3 separate regions of the Mus musculus genome follow, and all the other regions are linked to region 3. The links are chromatin loops, found by intact Hi-C in ENCODE. Cell type or tissue: left cerebral cortex. All regions are shown on one strand. Region 1 overlaps Srrm1 (serine/arginine repetitive matrix 1). Region 2 overlaps Srrm1 (serine/arginine repetitive matrix 1). Region 3 holds the start of Syf2 (SYF2 homolog, RNA splicing factor (S. cerevisiae)).

The links. Peaks named below come from ENCODE experiments on the same cell type or tissue, not always from the same donor. Only the 100,000 strongest peaks of a DNase experiment are listed, where the experiment ranks them.
Region 1: it touches region 3 in a loop (4-fold over the local background); 11 of 42 quality-filtered maps call a loop at or near these places.
Region 2: a loop joins it to region 3, with 5 times the contacts of the local background. A loop is called at or near these places in 7 of 42 quality-filtered maps.

The regions. Positions count from the first base shown.
Region 1 is chr4:135,330,279-135,335,278 of GRCm38, forward strand. Srrm1 (serine/arginine repetitive matrix 1) reads right to left here. Exons shown (of 18, transcript NM_016799.4): 10 at 1,880-1,960; 11 at 1,443-1,529. Among named protein-coding and RNA genes, the nearest start is that of Srrm1, 20 kb to the right of the region's middle. In left cerebral cortex, no CTCF peak of the experiment used is centred here; no DNase peak of the experiment used is centred here.
Region 2 is chr4:135,345,475-135,350,474 of GRCm38, forward strand. Srrm1 (serine/arginine repetitive matrix 1) reads right to left here. Exons shown (of 18, transcript NM_016799.4): 2 at 1,641-1,730; 3 at 1,261-1,383. Among named protein-coding and RNA genes, the nearest start is that of Srrm1, 5.2 kb to the right of the region's middle. In left cerebral cortex, no CTCF peak of the experiment used is centred here; no DNase peak of the experiment used is centred here.
Region 3 is chr4:134,927,059-134,932,058 of GRCm38, forward strand. It overlaps Rsrp1 (arginine/serine rich protein 1), which reads left to right. Exons shown (of 5, transcript NM_023665.3): 5 at 1-312. It overlaps Syf2 (SYF2 homolog, RNA splicing factor (S. cerevisiae)), which reads left to right and starts at 3,922. Exons shown (of 7, transcript NM_026780.3): 1 at 3,922-3,960; 2 at 4,122-4,226. The coding sequence starts at 3,937. In left cerebral cortex, no CTCF peak of the experiment used is centred here; DNase peaks (open chromatin) are centred at 2,432 and 3,873; H3K4me3 peaks cover 1,681 bases; H3K27ac peaks cover 1,106 bases.

The DNA of each region.
Region 1 (5,000 bases), 400 kb after region 3:
GCAAGAAAGCAACAAAAAAGTATCAATATGCCACTTGAACCAGAAAATAATTACAACTATAACCTGAGCGATGAGGGTGTGGCTGTGAGTAGAGAGCTTGCCTCAGCACATGGGAGACCCTGGGAATCAAACCCCAGTACTGCATAAACTGAGTCCAGTGGTGCAAAGCTCAACTCTCAACACTTAGGTGGAGTCAAAAAGACTACAAGTATAAGGTCATTTTTGGCTACAAAGCAAGTTCAGGGCAAGCCTGGACTACATGGGACATTTTCTTAAAACCCAAAACCAAACTAAAGCCACACAAAACCCAAGTAAGTAACACAAGAACAGAGCCCCTGGCTTAAACATTAGGCTTCTGTGCTCTTTCTTTTTAATCAAACAATCAGAACTACAGTGAGTTCCAGGCTAGCCCAACTACATAGTGAGGCCAAACAAAAACAAAACACAACCAAATAGCTACTAGTAATAAATGAAGTAGATTCATAAAAAACTAGTATGATCATCTAAACCAGAGACTCCTAATTATATAGAACAAAGTTGCAGAAAGGCTTAGGAGTAGACTCAAATATTAGGGAATAAATTAGTCTTTCCAATTTCATTTTCTGTTTTACTATTGTACTCTACGCCAACTACCTTTTGTTTTGTTTGTTTTTTTTTTGAGACAGGGTTTCTCTGTGTAGCCCTGGCTGTCATGGAACTCACTCTGTAGACCAGGCTGGGCTCAAATTCAAGAGACCTGCCTGCCTCTGTCTCCCAAGTGTTAGAATCAAAGGTTTGTACCACCAACGCTTGGGTCCAATTATGTTATATTTAATAATGTTGGGAATAGAGCCCAGAGCTGTGCACGCAGTACGCTGTACTCTACCAGAGCCATGTTCCTAGCCAGATTTATTACCTTCCTAACAATACAGCAATTTAAAAGCAAAATTTAAGGGCTTAAAACAAGAAAGAAATACCCAGTGCCCAACTGAGACCTATGGCCCAAACACAACCCATGAAGGCAAACGGTTCAATTTCCAGCACCCACATGATGGCTCACAACGTCTCTAATTCCAGATTCTCACTGGATCTGATACCCTGTCTTCTGGTCTCCTTGGGGACCAGATGTAAACATGGTGCAGACATGCATGCAAGTGAAATACAAACAGGCATAACATTGCAAAATGGGGGCGGGGTGGAGTGGGGGGAGAGCCCCAGGGTCTCATTAGTCCAGGCTGGTCTCAAATGTACAATGTAGCCAAGAACAACAGAGCTTTCCCCCTCCTGCCTCCACCTTCTGAACCACAGGATCTCAGGCTTCTTCCGCTTTGCTCTTCTGGGGACTCTCACTATGCAGCCCTTACTGGCCTCACACTCTACAGGAATTCTCCTGCCTTAGCCTCCCAGTGCTGGGTTACCACAGGTGTGAGAGTGGAAGGCGCTCATTCGCTTGTTGTCCATACCAGATGAAGACTGCTGGTTCTGCCGTCGGTATTGTCTTCTCTGCTGCACAGAATCAGCTGCAGCCATTTTGCTGCCTTTGTCTTCTTCTGAAAGATGGGTGCATTTAGACAGTGTTTCTTTAGTTACACACAGGTAATGTGACACACAACACAAGGCATCAGCCCAGTCCATAAGATAGGAATGCTATAAACATCCCAGCCAGCTGTCCAAACCCAAAATTTTGTCCAAATACAGAAGAAAAAGAATGAGGTCCTGGACGAATAACCAAACAGCGCACACTTAAATGCCACAGCTGGGAATTGCAGAAAGTCTGTGTGACGTCACCTTCAGCTCTTCCCTACTGGGTGCCCTGGACAATCAATCCCCAACCCCAGGGAATAATCACACACGGAAGGAAAAACAGAAAACCAACCTCTAGAAAATCATTACAACTTACCAGACTCAGACAGCTCCACTTTTCTAGGCTTGGGTGCTGGAGAAGGTGACTCTCTTTTCTCAGTACCTTTATGTTTTGTCACTAAAAAAGAAGAAAAATAAACCTCACACAATAAAAAGAACAATTTTTTTGTTTTGTTTTGTTTGTTTTGTTTTCCAGACAGGGTTTCTCTGTATAGCCCTGGCTGTCCTGCAACTCACTTTGTAGACCAGGCTGGCCTCGAACTCAGAAATCTGCCTGCCTCTGCCTCCTAAGTGCTGGGATTAAAGGCATGCGCCATCACTGCCCAGCAGAACAATGTTTTAATAGCACAAGAATGGGTTAGACTCCTCACATGAAAAAATTAACCTAAAATTTAAACATGGAAAGCTTCAAAAACTAGTTCTACAGGGCTAGCAAGAACCCTGCACCAGCTGGGCAGTGGTGGCACACGCCTTTAATCCTAGCTCTTAGAGGCAGAGGCCAGAGGCGCAGGGGCGCAGGGGCAGAGGGGCAGAGAGGCAGAGAAGCAGAGGCAGAGGCAGGTGGATTTCTGAGTTCAAGGCCAGCCTGGTCTACAGAGTGAGTTCCAAGACAGCCAGGGCTATACAGAGAAACCCTGTCTCAAAAAACTAATAATAATAATTCCACACAGGAGGTACTTGGTCTGGAAAAGAATATTTGACTATTTAAACAATATGCCAAAGGCTCCTTCGCCATACCCAGGAGATTTAAACAAGTGTAAAGACTGAGAGAAAGTGGCTACGGCTGCACCTCCAAGTGCCTGGGTAGCTGAAGACAGCCAGACCCTGGATTTCAGCTCCCATGGGAGGCAAAGGAAAACCGTTATCTAAACCAGAATCAATCACCCAACGACCCCAATATTAACTGGAAAATTATAGTATGCCTTTTGAAAACTTCCTGTGACATATATACTTGGGGTTTTGTTTTGAGTCAGGTCTCACTACCTATCCCACCTGACCTCAAGTTCACAGTGATCCTTCTGCCTCAAACTCCAGAGAACAGGATTACACTATGAACCACCAAACCCAAATGAGTACACTATTAAACACTGTTGCTAAAACAAGAGTCTATTCACTCTTTTGTTTTGTTTTTGTTTTTCTGTGTAGTCCTGGCTGTCCTCAAACTCAGAAATCTGCCCACCTCTGCCTCCCAAGTGCTGGGATTAAAGACGTGCGCCATACTGCCTGGCCGAGCGTTGTCTTCTTTTTTTTTTTTTTTCTTCGAGACAGGGTGTCTCTGTGTAGCCCTGGCTGTCCTGGAACTCACTTTGTAGACCAGGCTGGCCTTGAACTCAGAAATCTGCCTGCCTCTGCCTCCAAAGTGCCAGGATTAAAGGCGTGTGCCACCACCGCCCGGCCCAAGTCTTCTTATACTCCATTTTACAAGTGTTCTTTGGAAGCTTAAACTAAAATTGCATCAGCACATTGAGAAACAGAGACACCCGAACAGACTGAGAATCTCACAACTATGTCTCCTCAGGAGCACCCACGGGGCTGTCCAGATGCTTCAGTCATGGTCGAGAGCATGTGCTACATTTGCAGAGGACCTGGGTTCGGTTCCTAGCTCCCACACAGCCGCTTACAATTACCTTTAACTCTGCTTCCAGGGGATCTGGGGCCTTCTCAACTGTGGACATCAGGCACACACTCGGTGCTCTCACAGAGATGCAGACAAACCCTCATTAGCATAAAATAAACTTTGAATACAATCAAAATCAAGTATATAAAAATATAATCATTACTTTTAACATGGATCAACTTCAAAAGACATTTGAAAAGGCCCATCTAGGGCTTGCGAGATGGCTTAGCAGTTAAGAGCACTGACTGCTCTTCCAAAGATCCTGAATTCAAATCCCAGCAACCACATGGTGGCTCACAACCATCTGTAATGGGATCTGATGCCCTCTTCTAGTGTGTCTGAAGACAGCTACAGTGTACTTATGTATAACAATAAATCTATGGGTGGGAGTGAGCAGGCAACCTAAAATTCAATTCCCAAGAACCACATGAAGGTTCACAGCCATTTGTATAGTGTACGCATACAGATAACTAAATCTTAAAAAAAAAAAAAAAGGCCCCATCTAAGAAACAATCCTTGAGACTCTTGTTTTATATGACTAGTAAACTTTGATAAACTATTTGATTAGAAAACAGTTATTATTATTTCATACTATAAATTCTATCATAGACTACCACGATGATCCCCAAGAACTGGATCTAGCACTGAGGAACCTACTGCATAACCTCACAGCAAGCCCTGCATCCCTGAGCTCATTCTTGCAGTTAATGACTCCATCTGCTGAAGTTACCTGGACAAACTACTGAACTGGGCAGAGAATGCCTAACACCTGAAGTCCCAGAGATCATAAAGTAAGGGGCTGGAGTGACTCAGTGGTCACGAGCACTGCTGCTCTGACAGAGGATTTAATTTGGTTTGCAGCACCTGCCTGAGGAGCTCATAGAGCCACCTGCAACTTCAGCTCGAGGTGAGTCCTCTTCTGGCCTATACACACCTGCACAGCGTGTATATGCCTACCACTGAACACAAGTCATTTTAAAAATCCCAACACAAAGCCGGGCGTGGTGGCGTACGCCTTTAATCCCAGCACTGGGGAAGCAGAGGTAGGCGGATTTCTGAGTTCAAGGCCAGCCTGGTCTACAAAGTGAGTTCCAGGACAGCCAGGGCTACACAGAGACACCCTGTCTCGAAAAACCAAAAAAAAACCAAAAAAAAAAATCCCAACACATAGGAGGCTAAAACAGGACTGCCTGTCTCGATTACATAAAAAGACTTTTATAGAACTAAAATCAAAACCAAACAAACAAAAGGCTCACGTGCACACACACAATCTAAGAGGCCCAAAGTGGCTTGATTTTAAGAAGAAAATGAAGTGGTTATCCCTACAAGATAATTGGTGTATATCTACAGAATAAATAAAATAACTAAACTACAACATCGCTTTTATTTATCTTGAGAGAAGATCTGGCCTCAAACTGGCTATGTAATACTGGAATTAAGAACTACACCCTTGCCAGGCGTGGTGGCACAGGCCTTTAATCCCAGCACTTGGGAGGCAGAGGCAGGCGGATTTCTGAGTTCGAGGCCAGCCTGGTCTACA
Region 2 (5,000 bases), 420 kb after region 3:
TATCTAAATTGCAAAAGACGAACAAGCAATAATGAGTACACAACCACAAAAAAAGAAAAGATTGTTTAAAAAGCTCTACACTTTAATCTCATGCTCACTACAGGGGAATACTACCAGGTATTTAGGTTTTAAAGTTCACTAAAATTCAAGTCAGTAAAGCATTTCTCTAATAAAATAGTAAATTAAGCATTTAAAAAACATCCTCCCATGTTTCTGGTCTCTAAAGGAAATAAATAAATATACTTAAACATAAGGTCCTTTCTTAAAATTAAGTCTTAAAAAACATTCAAAGCAAAATAATTACCACATTGTTTTAAAAATGAAATACCTTATCGTTTGGAATGATAACTGTTCTGTCAAAATTCAAGCATGAACTCTTGGGAACAGGAGTAATGTAAAAGTAAACTCACGTCAGTACAGTTACCAAAAGGTTTTATGGTACGGCTTTACTGTCCTTTGGGTACCATGACAAAATAGCAAACTATGTTACAACAGAAATAATTGTAAACAGTTATATCATCTTGTATTATTTCATATTGGAAGATAGAAACAATTATGTTAACTGGCTTTTATAGGACTGCCAATCCATCTGCCTGAACTTCTAACTACAATGTAAATAAAATCCTGTGCCTTAATTCTAACTGGTAAGCAACTGACTTGTAACTACAACTAAAGTCTTCAGTTCTTTTAAAAGCAACATCCAGTCAAATCAGATCGCCCCTCATGCTTCAAATAAATGTCCACCTCAAAATGCTACTTTAAAGAGCAGTACACAGCTTTACCAATTGCTCTTGTTTGTGTTGTTGTTGTTGTTGATGTTCGGCCACTTTACACAACTCACCTCCAAACACACACTGCGTCATCAAGGGAGTTGGGTCAGAGCGACATTGGGACACTCACTCTGCTGTGACCTAATAAGGTGATGGTGCTATACTTCAGACGCAAGGAATAACTTCCATTTTGGTTCAGGCCTTTTAAATCATAAATCACATTATCATTAGAAAATTGCTGTCAAAGTAACTTAACATGTAACAGCAAAATTACAAACAGTAAGTTTGATTTTTTCACCTGTGTAGCTTTCAAAACTATGCACCTTCACTAGACCTCCAGCCTTAACAGCTGTTTTACAAAGTGAATTCTTCTCACAACAAACATTGTACAGTAACCCTTCTACATTTGTATTCCACAGAAAACCTGAGTTTCCACAGATTCACAAATCATGTCACATACTCAGAAGTAAGAGCCATCTGCATGTCATACCTTCACTTCCAGCTGGTTGAATATAAACTCAATGACAACATCATCTTCGAATCCAAGGATCTCAGTTACTCTTTTGGTTATCCAAGGCTTTATAACCTCCAAATTTACTTTGCTCATGTCCACCTGGTGAAACATGCAAACCAGTAAGTACAAGTTCACTGCAGTAAGAGCTTGAGTTAGGTTGTCTAAATGATTCCTTTAGCTTATGCACATTTAAAAAAGTTTAACTAAAGTTTATCTAACATGCTCATTCTTTGGTTGTACTGTATATGTGGTGGCTAAAGGGTGGCAAATTGTAAACTTTTTTTTTCTGCACAAATGTAACAGTTCATCTCTCAACCCTTAAAATGCAGCAACTGCAAGAGTCCCACCCAGAATACCTTTTTTTCTAAGCATTCTGCAAATTTCAGCTGCTTGAGGAGTTTCTTCTGTTTGTTGCTGAACCGATTATCCTGCTCCGCACTTGTTCCCTGCAGGAAGCAAACACATGGCCTAAGAATACAAGATGAAACTTCTGCTTCAGTTAAAAACCAATGCACATCTGAAGGGGTCAGAGGACAACTCTGGAGAGTGAGTGCTCTCCTTCCAGCACGTGAGGCCCAGGGATGGGATTCAGCCCATCAGGTTTGGCAGCAGGTGCCTTTTCCCATTGAGCCATTTTGCCAGCCTTTTCTAAGAAAAATAAAATCACAACAAAAAACTTAGTTTCATCCATTAGCCCAGGCTAGCTCTCAAACAATCTTCCTGTCTCAGTTTCCCAAGTGGCAGCCTAAATCACCATACTGTTGATTAAAAGAACTGTCCATTTTATTTATTTTAGTCACATTTGCCCCCTTGCCAGCTCTTACACACAGTGACCTCTCTGTGCAGCACTGGCTGACCTGGAATAGACCAGGATGGCCCCCAGCTCACAGACCCTCTGGCTTGGCACTGCTGGGATTGCAGGCCTGTGCCACTAACATAGCCCAATCCCTTCGCCTTTAGGGTGTGTGTCTCTGTCCCCACTTCTTTCTTTGCTCCTTTTACCACAGGACAATGCTTTCTAGTTTTCTGAAATTGTTTATGTTTTGCCTACATTATGTCTGAGCCATAAATCCAGAACCCAAAGTAAAATTCTTTAATAGCAAACAAAGGTTGCAACAACTTTTACAGTCAAAATAATTGAGTAGAAACACAGTAACTAATATTCGGATAGAAAATGTACATTCTTTTCTAAATGTAGTTGACACAGTGTCTATATTTTAATATTAAAAAACATACATTCTGGGGGCTGGTGAGATGGCTCAGTAGGTAAGAGCACCCGACTGCTCTTCCGAAGGTCCGGAGTTCAAATCCCAGCAACCACATGGTGGCTCACAACCATCTGTAACAAGATCTGACGCCCTCTTCTGGAGTGTCTGAAGACAACTACAGTGTACTTACATATAATAAATAAATAAATCTTAAAAAAAAAAAACATACATTCTTAAGTCAAATATAATACAATAGTCGGGCTGGTGAAATGGCTCAGTGGGTAAGAGCACCCGACTGTTCTTCCGAAGGTCAGGAGTTCAAATCCCAGCAACCACATGGTGGCTCACAACCATCCATAAAGAGATCTGACTCCCTCTTCTGGAGTGTCTGAGGACAGCTACAGTGTACTTAGATATAATTAATAAATAAATAAACAAATCTTAAAAAAAAAAATACAATAGTCAGAGCAAGATACCCTCTCCACAATGTTAACTTTGAGACATATACTTTCTTTGCGGGTGTTTAAATGAGAAAGCGGGTACATTTCAAGTTCTCATCCTCTCCTAAATGCAGCACAGTGAGACTGTTCTGTTCCGCTGGTCACAACTTTAAGAACACGATGAGCAGAAGCATGAAGACTGCAGCAAGTCCCAGTGTGGCCTGGCAGACACACCAAGTCCCAGTCACTACCAAAGGACAGACGCTGGAGGATAGGGATACAGCTCAGTGGCAGAGTTCACCCAGCATGCAGGAAGCCCTGGGCTTAGCCGGGCGTGGTGGCGCAGCCTTTAATCCCAGCACTCGGGAGGCAGAGGCAGGAGGATTTCTGAGTTCGAGGCCAGCCTGGTCTACAGAGTGAGTTCCAGGATAGCCAGGGCTACACAGAGAAACCTTGTCTGGAGGGGGGTGGGGTGGGAAAAAAAAGGAAGCCCTTGGTTTAATTCTAGTACTACATAAACCAGGTATTGCGGTACTTATGATCTGAGTCCTATAAGCCAGGTATAGTGGTACTTGTAATCTGAGTCCTAGGGATTTGAAAGGTTAGAAGTTCAAGGTCATTTTTGGCTCCACAGCTTGAGAGAGACACGGGAAACCCAGTGTGTTAGAGGGGGTGAATGCCAAGAACCAAAAAATGTGGTGCACAAATATAATCCAATAATATGGGCATTTAAGGAAGACAAGGTATCTTAAACCACATACCGAGTTCAGGCCTCTAATTCTGTCTCAGAAAGGAAAATGGATGGGGGAGGGTGAAGGGGTGGAGAGAAAGGGGGAGATGGAGAGGAGAGGAGCAGAGAAAGAAAGAAGAGAGAAAATGTGAATTAATGAATTTAAAGCCAGGCGAGAAGGTATACTCTCGTAACTCTAAAATTTAAGACAAGAAGAAAGAATTAGGGGTTCTTGCAGGGCTGGAGAGATGGCTCAGAAGTTAAGAGCACTGACTGCTCTTCTGAAGGACCTGAGTTCAAATCTCAGCAACTACATGGTGGCTCTCAACCATATGTAATGAGATCTGACACTTTCTTCTGGTGTGTCTGAAGACAGCTATAGTGTACTTACATATAATACTAAAAAAAATCTTAACAAAAACAACAAAAAAGACAAACTTGCAAATTCTAGGCCAGCCTGGACTACAACAAAACCCTATCTGGAGGAACAAACAACAGTTCTTAAGTAAATGAGAACAAAACTTCACCAAAGGACTCATCAGAACAGCACCACATCACAGTTTTTGTTCATTTCATCCTTCCTCCTGGCTCAATTAAACCTGGAAGTAACTGGCTCTGACTTGAAATCTACAGATTAGTTTTCGGACTAGCTCCATTCCCTTGAAAACATTTGTTTGGCCTGAGAATAGCAGAGGGACAAGAGCACTCAGCTAACATGCACAACACACGGGTGAGATCCCCAGGACTGTATCAGCAGCAAAAAGTTTTGGGTTGGGTATGGTGTCCAAAACCTCTAATGCCCGCACTCAGGAGGCAGAGGCAGGAGGGTCTCCATGAGTTGCAGGCCAGACCAGTCAACAGCTAGAGCTTCAGAGTGAGACCCTGTCTCAAAACTAAGTTTTGAGAAGGAAAACAAAAACAACCAACAATACAAAACAACAACAACCCTGTAAAAGTGTGCCAGTTCTGCTACCATATTTCTTGAGAACACACAACCTAATCTCTGAGAATGTTTTCTTTACGTCAAATTAATGGCAATGAAGCAAAAAATAGAGATGGATGTCTGAGGTGATAAGGTATGCCAACCACCGTCATCTGATCATTACACGGCATAAGCACTGGATATCAGTGGAAAGGTCAAACCTAGTCACCGGAAAGAGATCCAGAAAGGCTGTGACTGAGTGCAGAGCCTGGTGCATGGTGCATGGGCCCTAGTACTGCAAAACCAAAAAGGTTTTAAAGAAAAAGAAAAAAAGTTTTGGGCCAAGAGTGGTGGCATATACCTTTAGAGATAGGCCATCTCTAAAGAGTTCAAAGCCAGCCAGGAGTGGTGGCGCA
Region 3 (5,000 bases):
GGGCTGGGGTTGCCAAAACTGCACTTTACTGAGGGGTTTGTGTCCAGCATTAGATCGTCTGCCTGAGTGATCACAGCAGTAAATGTGATTAAAATCCATTACAGAAAGAGACTTAATGGGGACGTTCATGGTTGAGGTTTCTCTTGAAGATAGGAGGACACAGATGACCCAGAGAATTGCATACAGGTGGGAATCTTGTATATATCTGTAAGTATTGTATAGAATTGCTTATATACAAAGGTGAATTTTTTAAAGACACAGTTGTACACTGAATTTTGTATATTTGTTAATAAACTTTTTATTATTTGTCTTGATTTTTATGGATGTTGAATGTGTCTGTCTACATCTGAAGAAGAAACCTTCCTGAAAACAACACAGGGTTTATGAATTCATACTTTGACATTTGTGTGTTGCATTAGGGAGGTTGGACATTGGTTTCTTTTTTCTTTAAATGTGTATCCCCTCAGGGCTGGTATTGGAATATGCCCTAAGACTCCTCTTAATCATCTGTAACTCCAATTCTAGGGGACCCAGCGTTCTGTTCCATGGGATGTGTGACTCACATGTGGGCAAACTTGATACACATAAATAAAAGACTGACCTTTAAAAGACAGCATTAGTTGTGAATGGTAGTTTATGCTTTTGATTTTAACACTTGAAACAAGTAACAAGTAGACCCTTGAGGTTAAAGGCCAGTCTGATCTACATAGCAGGCTCTAGGACAGTGAGACTGTTAAACCCAAATCCCTCCTGTTGACAGTATCAAAAGATCTCATGCTTTAGAAATTAATGGCTTCAACTTGGCTACACTTTGAAAGTTCCCATTATCTTGTTTGGGAATTTGCCAATAAGCGATCCTTTAAAAAGAATATGAATTAGTAACCAACCAGATTAAGGAGAAGTTAGAATCGAGCTTGTCAGGATTGGCAGTGCTAGCATTGCTGTCACCCAAGAGACTGAAAACCCTGGTCTTAGTTTAGGGAGCTTCCACCCCAGGCGTGGTTAGGTCGTGAACACCAGGTGAGAACTCAACCTCCACCTCCCTGTTAGAGTTACAACCTACTAGTGGGTGCCTCAGGCAGGAGGATTTCACCCTGTAAGCTGAGCTTTGTCCAGCGTCTACTGAGAATAACAATATTCCCTACTGGGCAGAAAGTTTCCTGAGCTTTGCCAGGAAATGGGGATGAGAAAGTATTAAGTCTCAGTCCTCAAATGTGTTAAATTGACAGGAAAGCCAGCCTGTGTATTTGCATTTCCCAACAAATGAGCCACTGTCTATTTAAACACTAAATTCCCTGTCATCACAATTTGTAGTGTGACTAGCAGCTGCCTCTTAAGTACAAATAGTAGGCTGGGGATGTAGCTCAATTGGTTAGAATGCTTCCTGAGTTTCTGTGAACCCAGCATCAGTAACAGTATTTTAGCCCTTCTGGAGGCAGCCCAGGGGCCACATACACAAAGGCAAATTTGCTTTTCTTTTTTTCTTTTTGGGTTTTACTGTGCTTTGAGTAAGGATATACATAGCCATGGCTGTCCTGGAACTCATTGTAGATCAGGCTGGTCCTGAACTGGCCTTGAGATCCTCCTGCCTCGACTGTCCTTGTGCTGTTAGTAAAGGTATGAGCCACTGTGTCTGGTTAAGACCACCCAAAGAGTATAGGTGGCAAGAATGCCCCTATCTATCATTAGCATGCAATTGGACTCAGCATCCTTTGAAAACAAAGATTCACCCTACAGAAAACTTAAAAATCCAATCATCTAGATGTGTATTCCTGGTCACATCCCTTTCTTTGGCCGTTCTTTAAGGTAGCAGTGAATCAGTCTATTTCATATAGCCTTGGATGTCCAGGCTTGCCTCTAACCCCTCAGGTTCTGGGATTAAGGGTGTGGGGCACCATACTTGGAATTTTTTTTTTTTTTTTTTTTGATTTTCGAGTCAGGGTTTCTCTGTGTAGCCCTGGCTGTCCTGGAACCCACTCTGTAGACCAGGCTGGCCTTGAACTCAGAAATCCGCCTGCCTCTGCCTCCCAAGTGCTGGGATTAAAGGTGTGCGCCACCATGCCTGGTGAGATTTTGTTTTTTAAAGGAGGAATGAGGAGCTGGAGATGTAGCCTAGTTGGTAAATATCCAGCAAGGTATAGAACATATGTGGTAGTGCAGGTCTGTTATCCCAGAACTCTGGAGGTAGCAGTCAGGATCAGAAAATGAAGATTAGCTGAGGCTAATGAGGGCACAGGTATTTCATCCCACGAGAGGCAGTAGGATCTCTGAATTCAAGACCAGGATGGTCTTCAGTGAGTTCCAGGACGGGCAGACAGTATAGGGAGACTCAAGAAACAAAGACATATTAAAAGTGATTCAGAGGACGACAGTGACAGCAACTGAAGGTGGTGACAGATTTGTCAAGGCATATTGAGTATATGCTAGTTTACATATAAAATTGCAATTATAGAAATGAAACATCTCTGACATGAGAAGATAATCACAGGATGGAGATGGCTCAGTGGTTGAGTGTGGGCTGCTCTTGTAAGAGGCACCGAGTTTGGTTCCTGGCACACATTTTATCAACTGCCTGAAACTAGTCCCAGTAGATTCAAAGCCTGGCTGCTACACTGAAATGCACAGACTGGAGAGATGGCTCAGTAGGTAAGAGCACTGGCTGTAGTGGAAAGATGTTTCCATCCCAGAACCCACATGGTGGCTCAGGACCACCATAACTCTAGTCTGACCTCCGTCGGCACCAGGCATGCAGGTGGTGCATATATGGATGCAGGCTAAAACCCCATACATAAAAAAAGAAATAGGCCGGCTGTAACTTCCTCATTTAGAGGTATGTATTGCCTTCCATTTGATTTGTGGGGATTTTGTGTGCTAGTTAGACTCAACTCACCTGCCTCACTTCTTCCAGCCAAGTAACTCACTCATTTCTTTTAATCCAGAGACAGGATTTTTCTTTTCTTTTCCTTCCTTTCTTTCTTCCTTCCTTCCTTCCTTTCTTTTTCTTTCTTTTTTTTGGTTTTTCGAGACAGGGTTTCTCTGTGTAGCCCTGGCTGGCTGCCCTGAAACTCACTTTGTAGACCAGGCTGGCCTCGAACTCAGAAATCCGCCTGCCTCTGCCTCCCAAGTGCTGGGATTAAAGGTGTGTGCCACCACTGCCAGGCGCAAGCCAAGTTTTATTAAGCTTGAGAAGTAGCTTCCTACAGGGGAGGGGGACTCAAAAGAGAATTGCCCACAGTTTACATTTTTTTCTTGCCAGTGCTTAAGCTTTTAGATATCCCATGTCTTATAGCACTGGCTAGCCTAGAAGTCACTGTGTAGCCTTGGCAAGCCTCATACTTGATATTCTCCTGCCTCCACCGGCTGAGACGCTAGGAGAATGCCACCACAGCCGATTTGTACCCAGCTATTTTTACACGTGGGATGGCTTTTTCATTTCTAAAATTAATTAGTCGTCGATTTTGAAAGGTACACGTTTCATATATCCCTGTCTTATTCCCGAATTATCTTAGTGACCTTAGTAGTTGCTCTGGTGCTGGAATGTGAGAGTGAACGATATGGGGCCCGCCCTGCTCTTCTACAGTTAGTAACATCAGCAAATTATCTACTCTATGGAAGGGACTTAATGCGGATTAAATTCAAGAGAGACAAGGTTCTTTAGAGCTGGTGACAGGATACGCAGTCCCCAACCAGGCGTCCCATTCTATGTGGTGACAGGTTCGGAGCACTTCCTCATCCTTGTCGTCCCTCCCGGGCCCCGCCCCCGCCCCGCCCCGTTTGCGCCTGCGCATAGCCATACCACGCGTCAGTCCCTCCCACTAAAAGGAGCGTGAGAGGCCGGAAGAAACTGACGCCATCGGGAAGGCTTGAGTCTGGGCCGCGGGCCAGAGGCCGCCGGAAGTGCTCAGCGTTGTTGACGGAAGTAGAGAGAAGGCTGTAATGGCGGCTGTGACTGAAGTTGTGGTGAGTATCACCGGCTTCGCGTAGGTGTCAGTCCGGGAGACGCCGGGGCTGAGGACATGGGTGGGATCCGGGTGCGGCTCCCGGGGAGACCAGGGTGCCGGGCCCAGGCCTGGGCCGTGGCCCCTGGCAGACGCCGAGCCTGAAGCCGGTTATGATCGCAGGTCCCCGCGGATGGCGCGGAAGCCAGGCCCTTGGCGGCCGAGGAGCTGGCGGCGCAGAAGCGGGAGCAGAGACTACGCAAGTTCCGTGAGCTGCATCTGAAGCGGGTGAGTGGCGGGGCTGCGGGCCAGGCTGGCAGTAGGGCTGGAGGAGCAGGAGGAGGAAGGCGCACCACGCACCAGATCTCCGGACCCGGCGTCCCCGGGACCAGATCTCCGCCCGCCGGTGGGTCTGGACTCGGGTTGAGATCGCTTTGACACACGTCAAAAGCCCCACCCGCCTGCTCCACCCGGCCACACCCACATTACCGGGTGTACCTTAGGTTTTTCCTCTTGTTCCATGATTCTTCGTTTTTCATCTAGGGAAATAATTGGTTAGAAATAGTAATCAGACCTTTCTCACCTTAAAAACAGCGAGCACACACTTTCCCTTTTCTCCGAGTTCAGACTCAAAAAAGTATAACTTATTTCCCATCTCTTGTTTGGATGTCTACTCAAATCGTAAGCATGGCTGGCGAGTCACTCTCAACATTAGCATTCTTTCCCAGAAGCTAGCTCCCTCTCACTTCTTTATGTGACTGCTTGGTCATCTGACCCTTTTTCTGAACCTGCTTGTTTTCTTGGACTATAATTCAAAAGGCATGCTATATCTTCTTACTGTCTCCCTTCTAGCACCTGCCAAGATTTTCAGCCTGCTTGACTTGTTTTTGTCTTGATCTCTTTTTTTTTTAAAGATTTATTTATTTTATGTATGTGAGTACACTGTAGCTGTACAGATGGTTGTGAGCCTTTATGTGGTATTTGGGGATTGAATTTAGGACCTCTGCTTGCTCTGGTCACCCCTGCTCTCTCCGGCCCAAAGATTTATTTATTACAAAAATT